2 separate regions of the Homo sapiens genome follow, and region 2 is linked to region 1. The links are chromatin loops, found by intact Hi-C in ENCODE. Cell type or tissue: heart left ventricle. All regions are shown on one strand. Links, peaks and the distances in the headings refer to the core of each region. The heading gives the core; the rest is flanking DNA.

Region 1 (9,892 bases), core at 2,856-7,855:
AAGTCCCCCAAAGTCCTAACTCATTTCAGCATTAACTCAAAGGTCCATAGTTCAAAGTCTCATCTGAGACTAGGCAAATCCCTTCCACCTATGAGCCTGTAAAATCAAAAGCAAATTAGTTATTTCCTAGATATAATGAGGGTACAGACATTGGGTAAATATTCCCATTCCAAATGGGATAAATTGGCCAAAATGAAGGGGCTATAGACCCCATGACAGTCAGTCCTAAACCCAGCGGGGAAGTCAAATCTTAAAGGTCTGAAATGATCTCCTTTGACTTCATGTCTCATATCCAGGTCACACAGATGTAAGAGGTGGGTTCCTGTGGTCTTGGACAGCTCTGCCACTGTGGCTTTGCAAGGTACAGCCCCACACCTGGCTGCTTTCATGGGCTGGCCATTGAGTATCTCTGGCTTTTCCAGGCACATGGAGCAAGCTGTTGGTAGATCTACCATTCTGGGGTCTGGAAGATGGTGGCCCTCTTCTCATAGCTCTACTAGGCAGTGCCCCATGGGGACTCTGTGTGGGGGCTCCCACCCCACATTTCCCTTCAGCACTGCCCTAGCAGAGGTTCTCCAAGAGGGCTTCACCCCTGCAGCACACCTCTGCCTGGACATCCAGGCATTTCCATACACCCTCTAAAATCTAGGTGGAGGTTCTCAAACCTCAGTTCTTGACTTCTGTGCACCTGCAGCCTGAACACCATGTGGAAAGTGCAAGGCTTGGGGCTTGCACCCTCTGAAGCAATGTCCCAAGCTGTACGTTGGCCCCTTTTAGCCACAGCTAGGATACAAAACCAAGTCCCGAAACTGCACAAAGCAGCAAGACCCCTGGCCTGACCCACAAAACCATTTTTTCCTCCTAGGCCTCTAGGTTTGTGATGGGAGGGGCTGCTGACATGCCCTAGAGACATTTTCCCCATTGTCTTGGCAATTAACAGCTGGCCCCTCATTACTTATGAAAATTTCTGCATCAGGCTTAAATTTCTCCTCAGAAAATGGGCTTTTCTTTGCTATTGCATTGTCAGGCTGCACATTTTCTGAACTTTTATGCTCTGTTTCCCTTTTAAAAATAAGTTCCAATTCCAAACCATATCTTTGTGAATGAAAAAAACTGATTGCTTTTAAGAGCACCCAAGTCACTTCTTGAATGCTTTGCTGCTTAGAAATTTCTTCTGCCAGATACCCTAAATCATCTCCCTCAAGTTCAAAGTTTAATGGTTCTCTAGGGCGGGGGCAAAATGCTGCCAGTCTCTTTGCTAAATTAGGATAGCAAGAATCACCTTGCTCCAGTTCCCAATAAGTTCCTCAACTCCATCTGAGACCACATCAGCCTGGACTTTATTGTCCATATCACTATCAGCATTTTGGTCAAAACCATTCAACAAGTCTCTAGGAAGCTTCAGACTTTCCCACATCTTTCTGTCTTCTGAGCTCTCCAAGTCTCTAGGAAGTTCTAAACTTTCCTACATTTTCCTGTCTTCTTCTGAGCCCCCCAGTCTGTTCCAACCTCTGGCTGTTACCCAGTTCCAAAGTTGTTTCCACATTTTTGGGTATCTTTATAGCAGTGCCCCACTACCTGGTACCAATTTACTGTATTAGTCTGTTCTCATGCTGTTAATGAAGACATATTCAAGACTGGGTAATTTATAAAGAAAAAAACATTTAATGGACTCAGTCCCACATGGCTGGGGAGGCCTCACAATCATGGCAAAAGGCAAAGAGGAGCCAAGGCATGTCTTACATAGTGGCAAGCAAGAGAGCATGTGCAGGGGAACTGCCCTTTATAAAACCATCAGATCTCATACGAACAGCATGGGAAAAACTCCCCAACATGATTCAGTTACCTTCCATGGGGTTCCTCCCATGATGCATGGGGATTAGAGCTACAAATCAAGCTCAGATTTGGGTGGGGACACAGCCAAACCATATCAAGGAGGAAGGCAATGAGATTTCTTGTCACAGTCTCCAAAGTGGAAGAGGATTTTGCAACCAGAAAATGTCAACATGCCCTTTTCCTCCTTGGGTGAAAAAGCCTTAAAAATGATTTTTGTGTAGGGCTGCCCTTGCAGAACTTTTGCATGAATTAGAGGAAGGCATTGCTCTGGGCAGCTGCAGGCCCCCGCAGGACTTGCAGCTTGACAAAGGGAGCTTGGGCTGGATTTGGCCATTACTTGAAACAGGTTGTCCAGGAACAACCTGAATAACTGAGTGATGGACCTGATCTGTGTGTCCCTTAAAGAATGCTTATATTATTCCTGAAAATGGTGGCTATGGACAGGAATTGTTGGCAGGGTTGCTGTTGACACTGTGCTGTTTTTCCTCTGTTCCTTTTCTCTCTGCTCCTCTTTCTTTTTTCCCCTAGTACCTCTGAATGGGATCCCCAGAGTCAGCACATGTCTCTCAGACTTCAAATCCTTTCTTCTAGTCATTCATTAAAAATTACTCACTCTATGTTCCATTCCTCCAAGACCCTACCATGGGACATAAATTAATCTGATTAATAAATTGGGGCTAAGTTGCTAATGATTAATAATATATTAATAGTATATTACTCCTTCAGAGAGCACTGAGATGAATATTTATAGATTGGGCCATAGCATTTACATTTTAAGAGAGACCTTCGAGGCCTTAACCCAAAATTAGATGAATGAGGTGAATTTCATGTTCTGTGGCATGGCCAATAGAATGATGTTTTAGGGCTGAGTTTTCTTACATTTCTCAGGAACACTATTTAGGTAGGTGGTCTACTTATGGAAAAAAAAGTGAATTCAGTTGATAACCAAAAGTGGCATTCAAAAGTATTGGGCAAATTGAAGAGGCATATTTACAAACATTTCAAACTTTCATTTAAAAAAAATACTAATGGCAGTATTTTAACATTTTGTAAATTGCAGCTCTTATTTGCTTTCCTGGCTGAACACTTTTCCCCTTCTTTCTTTTCAATGGCCTGTGAATTTACTATACTTATCTAAATTTAGTATTGTGTTAAATGTAGTGAATTTATTTGCACACTTGTCCAGGAACTACCAGAAAGCCCTGGAGTAAATTAGCTTCCATCATAGCGTGGCTCAGAAGCTCACATGATGTCATCAGGTCCTCCGGTTCCTTTCCTCCTTTTCTTGCCCTTTAATCTTCAGTGACCCTCTACTTTCACCTGCTACGTCAAAAAAAAAAAACAAAAAAAAAAACTCTTTTGGAGTAATTTAAAACTTATAGAGAAGCTGCAAAATAGTAAAGAAAGTTTCTGCATACCCTGCACCCAGTCTCCTCTCACATTAACGTCATGCATGACAATAAAACAGTGACCAAAACCAAGAACTTAACACTGGTACAATACAATAAAACCAGAGACTAAATTTCACCAGTTTTTCCATTAAAGTCTGTTCCAGCATCTAGTCGAGGGTCTCATGTCACCGCTAGTGGTCATGCCTCCTTAGTGGCCTCCATTTTATGACATTTCCTCAATCTTTGCCACCTTTCATGACCTTGACATTTCTAAAAAGCAGTGGCCAGTTATTTTGCAGAATGTCCTTCAAGTTGGGCTTGTCCACTCTTTTCTTATGATTAGCCTGAGGTTATGCATTTGTGGTAAGAATGTCTTAGGAATTATTACAGGCTTCTGAGGCCATCAAATTAGTTGTACACGATGTCGACATATCATATTACAGAGAACGTTAACCTTAAGTGATGTCTGCTGGGTTTCTCCAATGGAACGTTATTATACCCTTTGTCATTACTAAATACCTGGAATGAGATACTTTGAGACTATGCAACTATCTTATTTCTCCTCAAAATTTTCCCCACTAATTTTAGAGACCATTGGTGGACTTTCCTGCAAAATTTCTTACTATATTTTTCTATTAGTAATTTTCTATTTCCCTCATTTCTTCTACATTTGTTGGATTTTTTCTGTATCTTTTCTGTTTATTTGTTCACTTATTTGTTGAAAAAATAAAATTTATTGATATCATAAATATTTATTTTATTCAAGTATTATAATCCAATACTTATTTTGTTGCTCAAATGGTTCCAGGTTTTGCTTTGGGGAACTCTTTTATGCTCTCTGATATGCCTTCATCATTTTTTTGAGCTCTTGCCTACTTTCCAGCACCAACAGATATTACAGGCTCATTTTATATTTTCTCTACCCCAGCCATGGATTCATTCACTTCTCCAAGGAGTCCCAGTTCCTTTTATTGGAGAATGGTATTTAGAACCCAAGATCTGGGTGGTAGGTGTGCTCATCATTACTGGGATGTCATTGCATCTATGCCTGCTTAGCAGATAAGGCTAGCAAATATATGTATTTTCCCATGCATACATGCACACATACATATATCTGTATTTATTTCTGTATTATCTATCTGGATCTATATTGGGGAAAAAACCATGAGTTCACACTAGTACCTCCAATTCTAATCCCAGAATCTCAAGGTTCATTCTAGACTTTTCCCCTTTCCTGATTTTAATTTCTTTCTTTGACAGTGAGAAACCTGGCTTTCTTTACCTACAATATGTTTACCTATTTACTCAACCCTAGTACAAATATATAAAGCACTTTTCCAATTGTTAATCTATGCACCTGTGAGGAACTCCTCTACCTTGACTCTGCTTTGTCCTGTGAAAGCCTGTCTCTCATCAGGTTCTACCCATGTGATGGCCCAGCATCTCCAAGCTTACATTCTCCCCACCTTAAAGAAAGAGTGCTTCCTTTCTCTTTCCCAGGAGTTTCAGAAAAAGCTGTAAGGTGGGTTCTTATTGGACTGACTGGGTTCTGTGCTTATCTCTAATATATTAACTGTGGCCTGAGGAATGGAATAACCTGACTGGTTGGACCTGAGATACATGCCCAGCTCTGAGCCTCAGAGGTGGTGATTGGCCCACCCAACCCATAGAGAAGAGTGTAGGTGAGGAGTGGTTATCTAAAGAAAATAAGAATCCTTTTGTCAGAAGAAAGGAAAAAATTCTGTGCAGTGTAAACCCACACAGATCCACTGCATCCTCAAACGGGACAGTAGCACAGCAATGCTAATTGAGGGGGTAGCAACATTGCGGAGGCATCAGGAGCAGAGAGTCAGAGAAATGTAGGTAATACTGCATAGATGCAACTCCCACAAAAGAGCAATTTAAAAAGATGTATGGGCCAGGCGCGGTGGCTCACGCCTGTAATCCCAGCACTTTGGGAGGCTGAGGCGAGCAGATCATGAGGTCAGGAGGTCGAGACCAGCCTGGCCAATATGGTGAAACCCCATCTCTACTAAAAAAAAAAAAAATATGAAAATTAGCCAGGCATGGTGGCATGCACCTGTAAGTCCCAGCTACTTGGGAGGCTGAGGCAGGAGAATCACTTGAATCTGGGAGGCAGAGGTTACAGTGAGCAGAGATCGCGCCACTGCACTCCAGCCTGGGCGACAGCATGAGACTCCATCTCAAAAAAAAAAAACAAAAAAACGTTCAGTTGATATGAAAAGGAATCTTGCTCCAATTTAACAAGAATTACTGCCAGGGTTGTTAAGAGGAAATAGCTGCTTGAATAAGCTGATAACTGGAATGCTTTTCATCCAAATTTATGTTAAAACTCTATGACATGTCTTCTAGACTCTTTAGTTCCAACAGGTCACTTTGCCTAAGATTTGGGCAACTGCCACCTTGTGGCCAGGACTGCCCTGTGGATTAGGAGGGGCCAGCTTGGGCTTCTGGCTTTGTTGCCAGCGGATGTCCAAGATCACTTTTCTATTGCTAATAAAATGACTACAGCTTAAAGCTTCTATACAGTGGAATAACTTAGAAATCCAATCTGTTTTTTTCAAGATTTGAAGCCATAGAAAACTTTTAAGTAAGATATAGTAGAGGGTTTTGTTTTGTTTTTATATGTAGAGCTAATAAATGCTATTTAGTCTTGGACTGTGAACTTATTCTAAACCTTTCCTTCAGGCTAAACTTGTGGGATTTTACTTGCTCTGGTCTCCAGTCCTAAAAAGAAACCAGCTGTATCCTGTAGTTGGCCACCTGTCCTGAATTTGAGAGAGTCAGTTCCAAGGACAAGCCTGGGGTCTCTGTCAGCCTCATTCTAGGCAGGAGGAATGTTTTCCTTGGTGTGCCTGGTAACCTCACTGCTGACGATTGCTCCCTCTTTTACTGACATTTGTGTAATTAATACTTCATTTACATAGAAAGGAATTTCTCTAATTAAATGTTACATTTCATTAATCTAGAATTCTGGTGAAAATTATATTTTAACAAGACTTTGTGACTCCCAGCCTCTTTTAAAAATCGTCTGTATCTTTAATGGGGCTTGGCCCTTTTTTTCTTCTGAGATGTTAGAATGTATCTGTAATAGATGACAACAGTTTTTATGCAGCTACCCAGTGGTTTAATCACAATGCAAAAACAACACTGCTAATCTGAACAATCTACATGGATGACAACTCATTGAAATAACTATCAATTAACAACATAATTGTCAGTTATAAGTTGCCAACATTAAAATAAGCAATTGTTACTTCTATGAGGCTTTTGTGCTTTTTTTTCTCCCCCTCTGCAGGGTGTGGATATAGGGCAGGGGCCTGGGTTGAAAAGCTTAAACTGATGACCAAGTTACTTGTTGTTTTAATCACTGGATCCTCTTCCTTATAGTTTACTCTGAAGTGAAAATAGTGGTACTAGTCATAAAATTCCACTCCAGGCTTGGCAGGTCAACCTGGCCTTGGTTTTGAAATCTCTGTAGCATCAAATGTGATGCCAGGTCTCTATTCCCTTTAATCAGGGCCTGCTGTAGACAGAGCATGACATGTGAGTTCTCTCCTATTCTGTTCGATCAAGATCATGTCAAAGAAAACCCAGCCTCTGTGTGAAGGCAGAGTCCACTTTTGCTAGAGCAGCTGAAAAGAATTTAACCCAGTACTGTCAGGATAATGGCCTCAATGTCTCCTCTCTACACGATTTCAGCTGAGAGACCCCGCACCCCAAGCATCTGTGGGTGAGTGAGCAAAACGTGTAGCAGAAAAAGACTCAGGACTTGGTGGAGGAGGGCACTGTGAAAGTCAAAATTGCCACAACCACCTTTTGTGTTTCTCTCTCTCTCACTTGGTAGAAGACAGGTAGCCAGGTGGACCCAGGTTCCTGGTCATACAGGAACACCTTCAGGAGGAACTACCTCAAGGTAGGACTCCAGCTTGTGCTTGGGCACACAACACTTCAAGGTGCAAAATCATGCACCACAAGCCAACACCTGGAGCTAGCTGAAACAGGAATTATGACTGAACTACAACCGGCCCTTTTGCATTAAGCCAATCAATCTGCATCATCAGGTGGTACTTCTCCATCTGAAGACAGTTTGACTTGGAACTTGCAGCAAATAGCCACCTCCCGCTTTGTGGGGCATGGTGATGGAATGGAGAAAAAGTAGGCATTTGAACTAGATCCCTGGAATTAGAGTAGTGGTGCTGTGAGTTACTGTCAGAGCATGGCCAGGCTCTTTTCTTGGGTCTTTAATTTCTTACCTCTAAAATGATGACAATAAATCCATCTTGCAGTGTTGTTTAGAGGATTAAGTCAGCTGACACAGGTAAAGTGCTTCGGGCATTGTTGGTGTTTACAAGTGGCTGGTCATGATTAATTTAGAGAGACAGCAACAAAGACTCTTGTTTTTCTGAGATGGAGTCTTGCTCTGTCACCCAGGCAGGAGTGCAGTGGCACAATCTCAGCTCACTGCAACCTCTGCCTCCTGGGTTCAAGTGATTCTCTTGCCTCAGTCTCCCAAGTAGCTGGGATTACAGGCATGTGTTACCACGCCTAGCAAATTTTTGTATTTTTAGTAGAGATGGGGTTTCATCATGTTGCACAGGCTGGTCTCATATTCCTGGGCTCAAGCAATCCACCTGCCTCCACCTCCCAAAGTGCTGGGATTACAGGCGTGAGCCACCAAGCCCAGCCCAAAGACACTTTTATTGGCCTAAAAATATTTACGTTAATGAAGTAGCTTTGCTTCTTTGATCATAATGAAAGGAAATTTAAGTTAAAAATTGTTAAAGTAGTCATCAGTATTTTCATTTTAAAACTTAAGATTCAGTGGACTGTTATTGTTCCTATGCATACTAACTTTATGAATCATTCACTCCTGAATCAAGCTTTTCTGTGCAACCGAGTAGGTGCTATTTATAAGTGAATGAGTTTTGCAAATAGACTGTGACATGCACAGGTGACGTTTAATAATAGTATAGCAAATATCCTTTGTGTTCTTCCCATGGTTATATCATTTTGACTGTACGTAGCACAGTCAGCATTCCAAAGAAGTCAAGAACTCTCTGTTATCCTAATATCATGCTTGGAGAAGATATGACTCTGCTTTTTATGCTCATCAGCTTAGGGTGGGGGGCACTTTTTAGGCATCAAAGAACAAGGTTTCCAGTTATTTGATACTTTGCATATTTTTCTTTTCTAAATGCTTCTCCTAAGGCAGCCCACTGTTGTGCTTGTCGTGTCACTTGGGTGCCTCTAGACATCTGTACGCTTCTCCAGCTGCATGGGAGACACACTTCACCTTGTGGCTCCTCCTTTCAAAGGTTGCCTGTGCTGCATGGAAGAACAGTTGACTTTGCTGATAGGAAACGTCTCATTGCACCCTCTTTCCACACCATCTGTCTGACCTGGACCCATTCCAAACACTACGGCTTTGCTGGCAGAATGGTCTTCCTGCTACAGAAGTTTTGTAATCTGCTAATTGACAGGGTAAGGAAAATTTATATTTGGGTTACAGCTGAAAAGTTGGATGTTTCTTTGATGGGGCTTTAAATACTGACATATGCTGCCTTGGTTTTTGATTTTAGGCATCCCCGTCTGAGCACAATCACGCGCTCTCCCCTGTGTTCTCTGCCTCATTGAGAATATGGCAGCCTTTGGAGAAGAACACCAATATGATCTACTAGGGAATTATCATCTACTTAGTTTACTCATTAAGCAATGATTTTATTATTATTATCTCTTTGTAGTATGAGACAGATGGCAAAGAAGGAGTTTGCTTTATTGAACAAGATGCAGTACTGGGCATGGCAGATCTCCCTGAATGGTTAACATCTTCCACAGTCACTCAGTCTAATAAGCACCTTTGCTTTTGTACAGGGTCTGATTCTACACTCAGCTGTTAATTTAAGTGCAAAGCTGTTATCAAGTCTTCTTCTTCTTTTTTTTTCAGGGACATCGTCTCACTATATTGCCCCAGGCTGGAGCAAAGTGGGGCTATTCACAGGTGTGATCACAGCGTACTACAGCCTCTAACTCCTGGGCTCAAACGATTCTCTGCCTCAGCCTCCCGAGTAGTCAATTATTTTTTTCTACAGGTGGGCTGAGGACAGAAAAATCCTAAAGATGGAAGTATCATTAAAATCGTGCTGATCCAGTTGACGTTTGTGGTTGCCCTCATCTTGCAATTGTGCTTTAAAACTCAATGTGAGCAACCCCCACTGAAGTGAGTACGGTCATGCTTACTGATCCAGACCTGAGTCCTTCAAGTGGTGTCCTCTGTGCACGAAAGCTACATGCACATACTGCAGGCAGTGCATGAGTGTGGTATGACATTGTGCCTCTGGACTCCTGGAGCCCCTCTTTCAGTTGCAGCCCCTTCAACCTGCCCTTGAACAATGATCGGCAGAAAGATGAGAATGAAAGAGAAGAAAGAGAATTTCTTCCATACCTTTCAAAACTTCAAAGAAGTTGTCCCCAGTCTGGTTCTGATGATTCATGTCTCAGTGCAAAGCACATATAAATATCTGAAATCTGCACACTGATCGGAAATAGTTTTTGGGAAGTTGGATTTAATCCCATGAGCCAAATGATCACTACCAACAGCAATCAGGGAAAACCAAAGTCCACAGCAAATTTTAATTTGGCAA
Region 2 (9,892 bases), core at 2,469-7,468, 100 kb before region 1:
GGGGTGGTGAGAATTAGGGTCATCTATCCCAATTGGGGCAAGAAGGAGAGCTAGAAAATGTTTTTCAATCTTGACATCTTGCCAGCTGGAGCTGAAGGGAAATGTTTTTCTGAACTCATTGAGCAGCCTACTCACAAATCATAGAGATAGCTGCATTCCATGAGAATATATATAATTTTTATGTGGTCTAGTTAAAGACTTGTACCACCCACTCAGAGTTGTGCAGAGCACTCCTCAGGGACCCTTGAAACTACACCACACCACGAGGTAGAAGCCCACTTTAGCAAATGCCATGGTCATGGGTTTTATGCAGTGAGGCTATTTGCATATCTCCAGTAACAGTTTGGAATATTACAAGAAAAATACAACATGGCAGATGCACCCACCAAATTCTGCATATTTAGTCATCAGTAGATAACTAAGATATTGTCCATAGGTATGATATTTAGGTGTGGTATCTTTTGAAATACTTATTTGGTGTTAAGTAGTCTTAATAAGAATAAATATTCTAAATAGGTTACAAATGAACTTTTTCTTTTCAAAAAAACTTTAATCCTACAATCTCGTCCAGTTCATTTTTTTTTTTTTTTTTGAGACGGAGTTTCGCTCTTGTTTTTCAGGCTGGAGTGCAGTGGCGCCATCTTGGCTCACTACAACCTCCACCTCCCAGGTTCCAGTGATTCTCTTGCCTCAGCCTCCCATGTAGCTGGGATTACAGGCACGCGCCTCTACGCCTGGCTAATTTTTTCTATTTTTAGTAGAGATGGGTTTTACCATGTTGGCCAGGCTGGTCTCAAATTCCTCAGGTGATCCACCCGCCTCGGCCTCCCAAAGTGCTGGGATTACAGGCGTGAGCCACTGTGCCTGGCCTCATCCTGTTCTTAAGACCAGCCTGGGACAAGGGCAGAACGGATAATTATGACAATGTTACAATGTTACAGGTGAACAAAGAGAAACGGTAAATGACTTGCCCAAGGTCACGAAGCCTATAAGGAGTAGAAGTAGGACAAGAATCCTAGTGGCCATTACTATTATTGTGATGATTATTATATTGACTCCATGACATACTTCTCTGATTGCTCTGCTCTGCTGTCCTGTATGAAGAGATTTCAGTAATGCGTGTGCCCCAGAGCGGCTTTAGTCTACCCTGGGCTGAGGAGTAGGGTGGCACTGATTGGGTCCTTGCCTTTGGTGCAGATATGGGCTGAAAACCTGGACTTACCTTCCTGGCCCATTTCTTAGTTTTGTTTGTGGCCAGGTATGAGTAAGATGGTTAGAACTGGGGCCCTTTTCACATTTCATGTTTTTCTGGTTTCTAAAAATGAAAATGGCAAGAAATCCCTGCAGCAGGAGTATTTGTTCTAGGCAGGGTATTTCCTGCCAGTTTCCTCCAGGAGGAAGATTTACCTTTAGGGCAGTCACGCTCCCCATCCTAGGTATGTGATTGCTCTGACACCTTTTGAAGCTACATCAGATTCAGCCTTTCAGGCGTGTCCTGGTCTGACTATTGGATTGGAGTGCAAATGCAGTAGATTGCATGAATTAATTTTATTTAAAAAAACAAAACAAAACTGTTCTTAAAGCTGGGAGGTGCACACATTTGCCAATATTATCCTGAAGCTTTAAGGGCCCTCCCAGCCCCAGGGGAGTTGGGCTGGCTGGCTTGACTGCAGTAAGAAGCTGTGGTGACCAGCACGGACTGACGCATGCTGGTTTGACGGTGGGACAGCATCTGGCACAAGCCCTGGCAGTTCATTATCTGAGATCACTCACTTGCATTTGGTCTTTGCTTGAATTTCTTTTGGAAAAAAAGAAGAGAAACACACCCCAAATTCCAGGTAATGGAACATCATTAAATTGGAGGCACCAAGGTTGTGAGAATGGGGAGGATTTTCACTGGACAAGAAAATGTAAAACACCCTTGCTCCTCCATAGCTGGAACTCAGCCATATTGCACGTCTGCATTAATCTGGCTGGTTGTTCTGAGGGCAAGGACCTGAGTTTTGGATGCTCACGAATCAGAGAACGGTGCCAGGGGAAACCCAGAGTTGCATTTAGCAACTCTACCCAGAGAATGCAAAATACACCTTCCTGTTCAGTCCCCTTTACACATTACTTAGACGTGGTGGACTCCCAAAGCTGCAGGGGAAGGCATGACTTCGAAAGTCTCTAACAGGCTCTACGAACATGCTTTCCCACATAAACACTGAGACATCTGGGGAGAAAGGGGGGGAAAAAAGAGGGGTGGAGGCAGGGAGACCTCTAGACAGAATAAGCCAAGAGCGCAACAGCAGCTGTGAACGTGCCAGAGGCAGGCAGGCAGAGAGCCAGGATTCTCTGAGCAAAAGCTAAGCAGCAGGGCAAGCCACTCTCCCAGCAGAGTCACTGGCCTGGAAGTGTTGGATGGTGCCCACCAGTTGCCTAAGCAACCAGGGGGTGTCTAGAATTTCTGGGGGTTCGTTTAAGCTCTGGACCCCAAGAGGGGACTTCTTTATTCTTTCCTAACTGCATGGAGAACAGTTGGAGGGTCTGAAGGGACCATGTGGGTTGGGCTCTGAGAGCTGCTTCCTCCTCGGCTAGCAGAGTCTCTGGCCGTTGTGGATGCGTCAGTGCAGTAGCTCTGTGGCTCTCAAGCTGGGTTCTGCATGGAAAATCATATTCGTTACTGTATCCTAATAATTTGGCATGGGTGGGACTTAATTTTTTAGTTGTTGACTCAAGGTCTCTGATGCACAGGCTGGAGTGCAGTGGTTCAATCACACCTCTCTGCAGCCACCAACTCCTGGGCTCAAGCAATCCTCCCACCTCAGTCTCCCAAGTAGCTGTGACTACAGGTGTGCACCACCTTGCCTGGCTAATTTTTGTATTCTTTGTAGAGATGAGGTCTTGCTATGTTAGTTGCAGACTCCTGGCCTCAAGCAATCCTCCTGCCTTGGCCTCCCAAAGTGCTGGGATTATAGGTTTGAGCCACCGCACCCGGCTTAATTTTTAAATTGTCCTTTGCTGGCTGGGGATCATGTTCTTCTCCCTAGAGTCTCTGCATCACAGTTCTCGAGTCTCCAGCATCCTCCAGCACTTATGATTTCCCTTTTCCCACCCCAGCAGGAAAGAAACTGAGCATGCTGACACTTATAGTATCTCATCCTCAAATCCTCGGAGGCCCAGTCCTCGAGAGAGGTGGTAGCCTTATCTACACCAGCTGTGTGCAGCCCACATCCACAGAGGGGTAGGGAGAGAGCCACAAACACAGCCTCCTCCACTCCGTGGCACCCCCTCTCTTTTCAACCCTCTTCTTTTCTAAAACTAACTGCATTCCCTAGGCCGCCTTATTTTATTTCCTGGCTCCCAGAAATCTTTAGTGTGAGAACAGGCAGAGGAATCTCCTGGGGTGTATTTGGAAGGAAGGGAGTAAGCTCGGGGTTGGATAACTTCCACAAGCGGAATCTCAATCAGTGGTTCTTAACCCTGCTGCACAATAGAATCATCTGGGAGCTGTTAAAAAAATTGCAACGCTCAGGCCGAGGCCCAGAGATTTGGTTCAATGGGTCTAAATAAAGGTTTTGTTTAAAACATTTTTTTTGACAAAGATATTTTTAAAAACAACTCTCAGAGATGAGAAGCACCGACCTAAAGGTGAGTAGCTTGGGCATAAGCACAGGAAAGTCTCCTGTGTGCTGTGTGATGGGTCTGAACCTTATTCATCTGCAGGAGGCCTCTCAGTTTGGGCTGGTCAAGCAGCTGTGCTTGTTGGCAGAGACAGCTTGCTTCCTCCCTTTATCTACCAGATACACCCTCTTCCTTGGCCTAAACTTGAGGGAGGTGATGTTGGGTACAAAGACCCCAATTCTGTGGCATCATTACAGCAAGAAAGTTTTTGAGCAGTCGGCAGAGGAGAAATACTACTTCAGAGCACTGGGAGGGAGGGGGGTGGCTGACTTTTTTTCTAGGTCTAAAATAAAACCCAGAGGATGGGCGGGATGAAGACAAAAGGAGGGATGAAACAGAAGTGAAACAGCAGATAGAATCATGAACGAAAATGAGAGCATCCAGAAAGACTAAAAATTCTCATACACCTGTTCTTTGAACATCTCAGAAAGTTGGTCTTTTGACTCAAACAATTAAAATTACAAGTGGCCTTCCTTGGAAATCTGTCTCAAATCTCTGAATAGCTATAGCTCTGGCAGCTGCGTTGGGACAGTTATTTCAGTGTCCCAGAGGAAAGATATTTTGGGGTTTAGTCCTTGCCAGAAATAAGAAGCCAAGGGAAAAGGAGAAACATTACAGAATTTCCAAAAATATTTTGATAGCAATGCAAAACTTTGTAGAGGCTTGAAGAAAAACTAGAATACACTCTTATTTTAAGGACGCCTAGTGGACTGGCTCTGTATTTTGGCCAGTAGATTATTATGTTTGTCAGATATTCGGAAGGGCCTGTAAGTTCATGGATATACACATTTGAGTGTGTGTGTATACTGTGTGTGTGTGTATTTGTATGTATGCGTGCATTGGTTTATAATATATGTTCTCAGTCACTGTTGTGATTTGTATATATGGACTAGATTAGTTTTATTTAAGTTTTAAAATAATATAGGCCTTTTCCTATTTAGGAAAATGAGAGCGATAACATCAGGTAAGTCTGGTGGGAAAGTTAAACAGGGAAGTCTTCAGTTAGAGATTTAAAGTTGGACTATACCACTTAAGCATCAAATAAGACCTGACCCATCTGCAGTCATCAAGGCAGTTCTGGCTCATTACCGTACTCAAGAACCTTTTGTAGGTCTGGCTGGGAAATCATTTGTTCCTAAGAAAGCTTGCTGTTTTTCTCCTCCAGCCTTTCTTCCCTGTACCAGCTCCTACGTCCCTTGCATTGCTTAGGAAAAGTCTCTTTCTTTCTCTTCTTTCCTTCTTTTTTTTTTTTTTTTTTAGAGATGGGGTCTAGCTCTATCACCCAGGCTGAAGTGCAGTGGTACGATCATAGCTCACTGCAGACTCCAACTCCTGGCCTCAAACTATCCTCCCACCTTAGCCTCCCGCACAGCTAAGACTGCAGGCACGCGCCATCCTACCTTGCTTGGAAGAGTTTGTTTCTACTGTGTCCCAGTCTTAGTGGTTAAAGGACTTTGCTTCTCCCCCAGCAGTTTGGCAATAAGACTGTTTAATGGGTTCTCATTTTTATTAGTGAAAACTATTATTGTTCTGTAATATTTTATTTGTTACAATGTGTTCATTTTCTCCACTAACACCCAAGGGCGGTGTTGTACAGGGTACAGTTTTGAAAATAAAAAATAAAAATAAAACAACGTTAATTATGCCTTAAAGGTTGGCAGATGTGGATTTAAGAATTATTACATTGTACAGGTATCCCTCAGTCCTGTGCATGTTAATAAATATCTTTCCATCAGTCAACTTGTCTGGGCAGCCAAATCTGTAGAATCAGTTTTTGATTAAAGCTACCAAAAGTGGCAAAGCTTTGCTTATCTCAGCAAAGAAGGTTTTCATGCAATTTGGGACAGAGGAATAAACATTTCCGTGGTAAAAAATAAAAGTACAGGGTTTGAAGGAACAAGATTTTCTTAAGTCATCCAAGTGTGAGGCCCTGAAGGATAGGTAGCTAATACTGAGTAGAATTCAGATTGGAGTTCTCCTCCAGAACTCAGCAATTGAGTAAACAATACGTTATCTGCTCCATAAAGTGTGTAAAACAAACTCACCCTAGTGGCTCTCTTTTTAACTTTCTCTGTGATAAGGAAAAGAAATTGTATATTTATTTAAAAAGAATGAATGAATGAATGAAAGACTATTTTCATTCACATGATTATACCTGAAGGAATTTGTTTTGTTTCTTTGAATTTTAAAATATTGACACTGGGGCTGGGCATGGTGGTTCACACCTGTAATCCCGGCACTTTGGGAGGCTGAGGTCAGGAGTTTGAGATCAGCCTGGCCAACATAGTGAAACCCTATCTCTACTAAAAATACAAAAATTAGCTGGGCATGGTGGTGGGCGCCTGTAATCCCAGCTACTTGGGAGGCTGAGGCAGAAGAATTGCTTGAACCCAGGAGGCGGAGGTTGCAGTGAGCCGAGATTGTGCCACTGCACTCCAGCCTGGGCAACTGAGCAAGATTCCATCTCAAAAGAAAAAAAAAAATTGACATTGGTAACATGTAAGCCCCCCAAAGCATAGTTTCAAGTTCATGTTGTTACTAAATTTAAAATTGAGCTTAATTAAGGAAGTTTTATAGTTAAATGCTAATTGATAATGATAATTAAAATTTTACAGTGCTGTACAGTTTATAAAAAGTGTTCATATGCTTGCTTATTTAATTTTCACAAACCTAGAGAGGAAGATCAGAGAAGTTTTATTATCTCCACTTCGTGGGTAGAAAAGCCTCAGGAAAGTTAAGGAACTTGCCCCAAGCCATAAAACTGGTACCCTGAAGAAATTAAATCTAACACGAAACCCATGGTCTTGTTTAATTGCTAATGGATTCATTGGTAAGGACAGTTGAAAGCTAATGAGTGTCGGTATCTTGGATCATATGGTTTCTTATTAAAGTTTTAAATTTTGTTAGGGTTTTCTCAGATGGTAAGCAAGCTTAAGCTTCCCATGGTTTCAGTTCTCTCTGTCCCATATTCATCAGAACTGTTGGCTCAGGCAGCTGTTGTTCCTGGTCCCAATATTGAATGAGATCTAGAAAAATTCTTTCCTCTTAGCATAGTCCAGCCCAGCTGTGACAACATTGGACCCTTTCGAAATTGGCTCATCCTAGTAAACTGGGTAAACAATTACGAAAGCATATAAATGGATGAGTTGATGGAACAAAGTTTTTTAAATTCTAACTTAACTATTGCCTGGCCTATATCTGCAGCAGCTTTCAGGACACCCAACACCAGCTTCCTTGCCTTGATTTCATCCTGTTTGGGGTGATGAAGAAGATGTGATACCAAAGTACTCAAGATTTCCCATCTAACAAGAAATCAGTCCTCTCTATTGTACTCTTAAGCATGAGCTCTGTCTGATCACGCATCCTGCTGTAGTCACTTCTGTTCTTCAGCCACCTTTGGCACTTCTGTTAGACCTCACAGGGCATGTCATCTAATGTGACAGAAAAGCACTAGGCTGAGAGGAAGGAAGCAGGGGACAGACACATCTACATCTCTCTGTGTGACACTTGCAAGTCACTTTGCTTTTCTGGTCTCAGTTTCCTCATCTAGGAAGTAAGTGGGTTAAGCTGGACCCACTCATATTTTCTCAGCCTCTGTCCTAGAAGTCTCTGGGAGAAGTCAGAGATCCCTGAGGGCCAGAGCCTAACAAGCCCCTAAAGGCCGAGGCCTAAGAGCTTAAGAAGCCCCTGAGGTAGTAAGGAAAGGGGCCTCTTTAACACATAAGAGAGGATTGGGTTGGACCTGGGGCCCAGAAATGCAGAGACCCTACTTCTCCAAATACCCAAGGTGCTGAAAACAAAGTCATTTGGGGCGCAGAGATACAAATACCAGGGACAAGCAAGGTAATAACCTCCAAGAATTGAGACTTAGAGAAAATGCACAACTACCACAGGATTGACAGATGATGCCCACGTGGGACTCTTCTCTATTGGAATGTAAACTTCATTCTAATAGGTAGGACTTTTGTTCCATTTAATGATGGTTTCCACACATAGGCACTCCATACCTGCTTGTTGAATGACAAATAAATAAACTTATGATAAGCTAAATGAGCAATGTGAGATTATCTGACTTACCTAACTGCATTCACTCTAAAATCACCCTGAGTCCTAGGGCTGATCTCTGTGTAGTTGTGGTGTATTTAGAATCACTAGCTAAGCTACTATCCATGTAGCCACTAAATGGTGTAGCCTTGTACCACTTGCATTGACCCTTGCCTGTGGAATGGTTGGCCTGACATTTATGACTCTGCCCATTATCAGTTAATCAACATCTTGTGTATAATCATGCTGTAATACAATTCAGTCAGTAAGCTGAAATGGTCGCCAAGATCATATTGACCTTTGGAGACACTGATTGTACAGAACTAAGGGTGTGTTGATATGTGAGTGGATATGTAAGTAACAAATAGTAAACTGTGAAGAAAAGGAGAAAAAGAGAAGAAAGCCACCCTATCTTTGTGCCTCTGCTGCTTTGATAATCAGGAATGTGCTCGGATCAGTTTAAAAATACTCTGTGTTCTACTTTGAAAACAGAGTACATAAAATGATTTTCTTAACATTTTACATGTAATAGCGGCAGTCAGGTCTTTTTGAACACAGGAAAAGCCTGACACAAATATGGAACAAACCAAATATGGTAATAGGGTTAGAAAAAACCTGGCAGCTCCTGCAAAACCTGCACAGGGCCAATGCCAAAGCTCTGAACTGTTGCTGAGCTCTACCCCCTGAGGCTGGGCCGCCTTATCGGCCCTCTCCTTCAGACAGGTTCAGGCTTCTCTTCATTTGGTTTATCTGCAACCCAGTTCCATAACCTGATGATTTGCCTCTTTTGCTTAATTCCTACATTAGTAGTTTTTTTTTTTTTTCATTCCTACCAGCCTCTGTTCTGTCTGTGTTTTATGAAACATTTCCTCGTGGTGTGTCTGTACTGTGAGGCACATACTCCAGGATATCGGACATGTTGGTTAGCCCTGTGCGTTCTTCCCAAGAGGCATGTAGGTTTCCATAGTTTGGCTTATATGGGATCCTGTTCCTCCAAGCAGCGTGCAACTGAGTAAACAGATAAGGCAGGCAAACATTGGATGATGTGTAAATAAGTAAATAAAAGAACTAGGACAATGGAGGTTATAAGGAATATATTTAAAATACATAACTTACAAGGAAATAAGATTTGTTGTTTTTAGGCCAGGCGCAGTAGCTCATGCCTATAATCCTAGCACTCTGGGAGACCGAGGTGGGTAGATTGTCTGAGCTCAGAGGTTCAAGACAAGCCTAGGCAACATGGCAAAACCCCGTCTCTACTAAAAATACAAAAACATAAAAAAAATTAAAAAAATTAGCTAGGCATGGTGGCGCACACCTGTAGTCCCAGCTACTCAGGAGGCTGAGGCAGGAGAATTGCTTGAACTGGGAGGTGGAAGTTGCAGTGAGCTGAGATCTGGGCGACAGAGTGAGACCCTGTCTCAAAAAAATAAATAAATAAAATAAAAAGTAAAAATAAATAAATAAGATTAGTTGTTTTTAGTAGAGAGAGTAAAAAGGTCTGGCAGATGGATGGATTTATGACTTGTTCATTCCTCATCCAATGATAACTAAGTAAATGTGCTATGCTAGACACTGTAAGATAGAAAGAAGATGGATAAAACATAATTCCTACTCTTAAAGGTTATACTTTGGCCAGGCCTGGTGGCTCCTATCTATAATCCCAGTACTTTGGGAGGCTGAGATGGGAAAACTGCTTGAGCTCAGGAGTTTGACACCAGCCTGGGCAACATAGTGAAACGCTGTTTCTACAAATATAATAAAATTAGCTAGGCATGGTGGCACATGCCTGTAGTCCCAGCTACTTAGGACACTGAGGCAGGAGGATTGCTTGAGCCCAGGAGTTCGAGGCTGCAGTGAGTCACAGTCATGCCACTGTACTCCAGCTGAGTGACAGAGTAAAACCCTGTCTCAAAAAAAAAAGTTATAGTTTGTAGAAGAGAGATGATATATGTACTCATACTAGGGAAAAAGTATTATTACAAAGGAGATACACAAGGTTAAGGCAAGGAAGCAATGATTTGGGTTAGGGAGGAGGTGGAAGCATTTAAAGTGGGCTTAAAGCATGGATAAGATGGGTGCGATTTCGCGTAACGAATGTTTTGCCGGGTCACTGATGCCTCGAGGTAAAAATAAGTCACATTAGATGAAAAAGCAACATTTTTCTGGCTTTGGCCAAGAT

Evidence for each region. Peaks named below come from ENCODE experiments on the same cell type or tissue, not always from the same donor. Only the 100,000 strongest peaks of a DNase experiment are listed, where the experiment ranks them.
Region 2: a loop joins it to region 1, with 2.0 times the contacts of the local background. A loop is called at or near these places in 9 of 110 quality-filtered maps.

Annotation. Positions count from the first base shown.
Region 1 is chr2:173,880,365-173,890,256 of GRCh38, reverse strand. No RefSeq gene overlaps it. Among named protein-coding and RNA genes, the nearest start is that of SP3, 80 kb to the left of the region's middle. In heart left ventricle, for the core only: a CTCF peak has its summit at 5,653 (motif pointing left); a DNase peak (open chromatin) is centred at 5,666.
Region 2 is chr2:173,983,849-173,993,740 of GRCh38, reverse strand. No RefSeq gene overlaps it. Among named protein-coding and RNA genes, the nearest start is that of SP3, 23 kb to the right of the region's middle. RefSeq lists a silencer at 819-992. In heart left ventricle, for the core only: a CTCF peak has its summit at 4,355; no DNase peak of the experiment used is centred there; H3K4me3 peaks cover 349 bases; H3K27ac peaks cover 3,664 bases.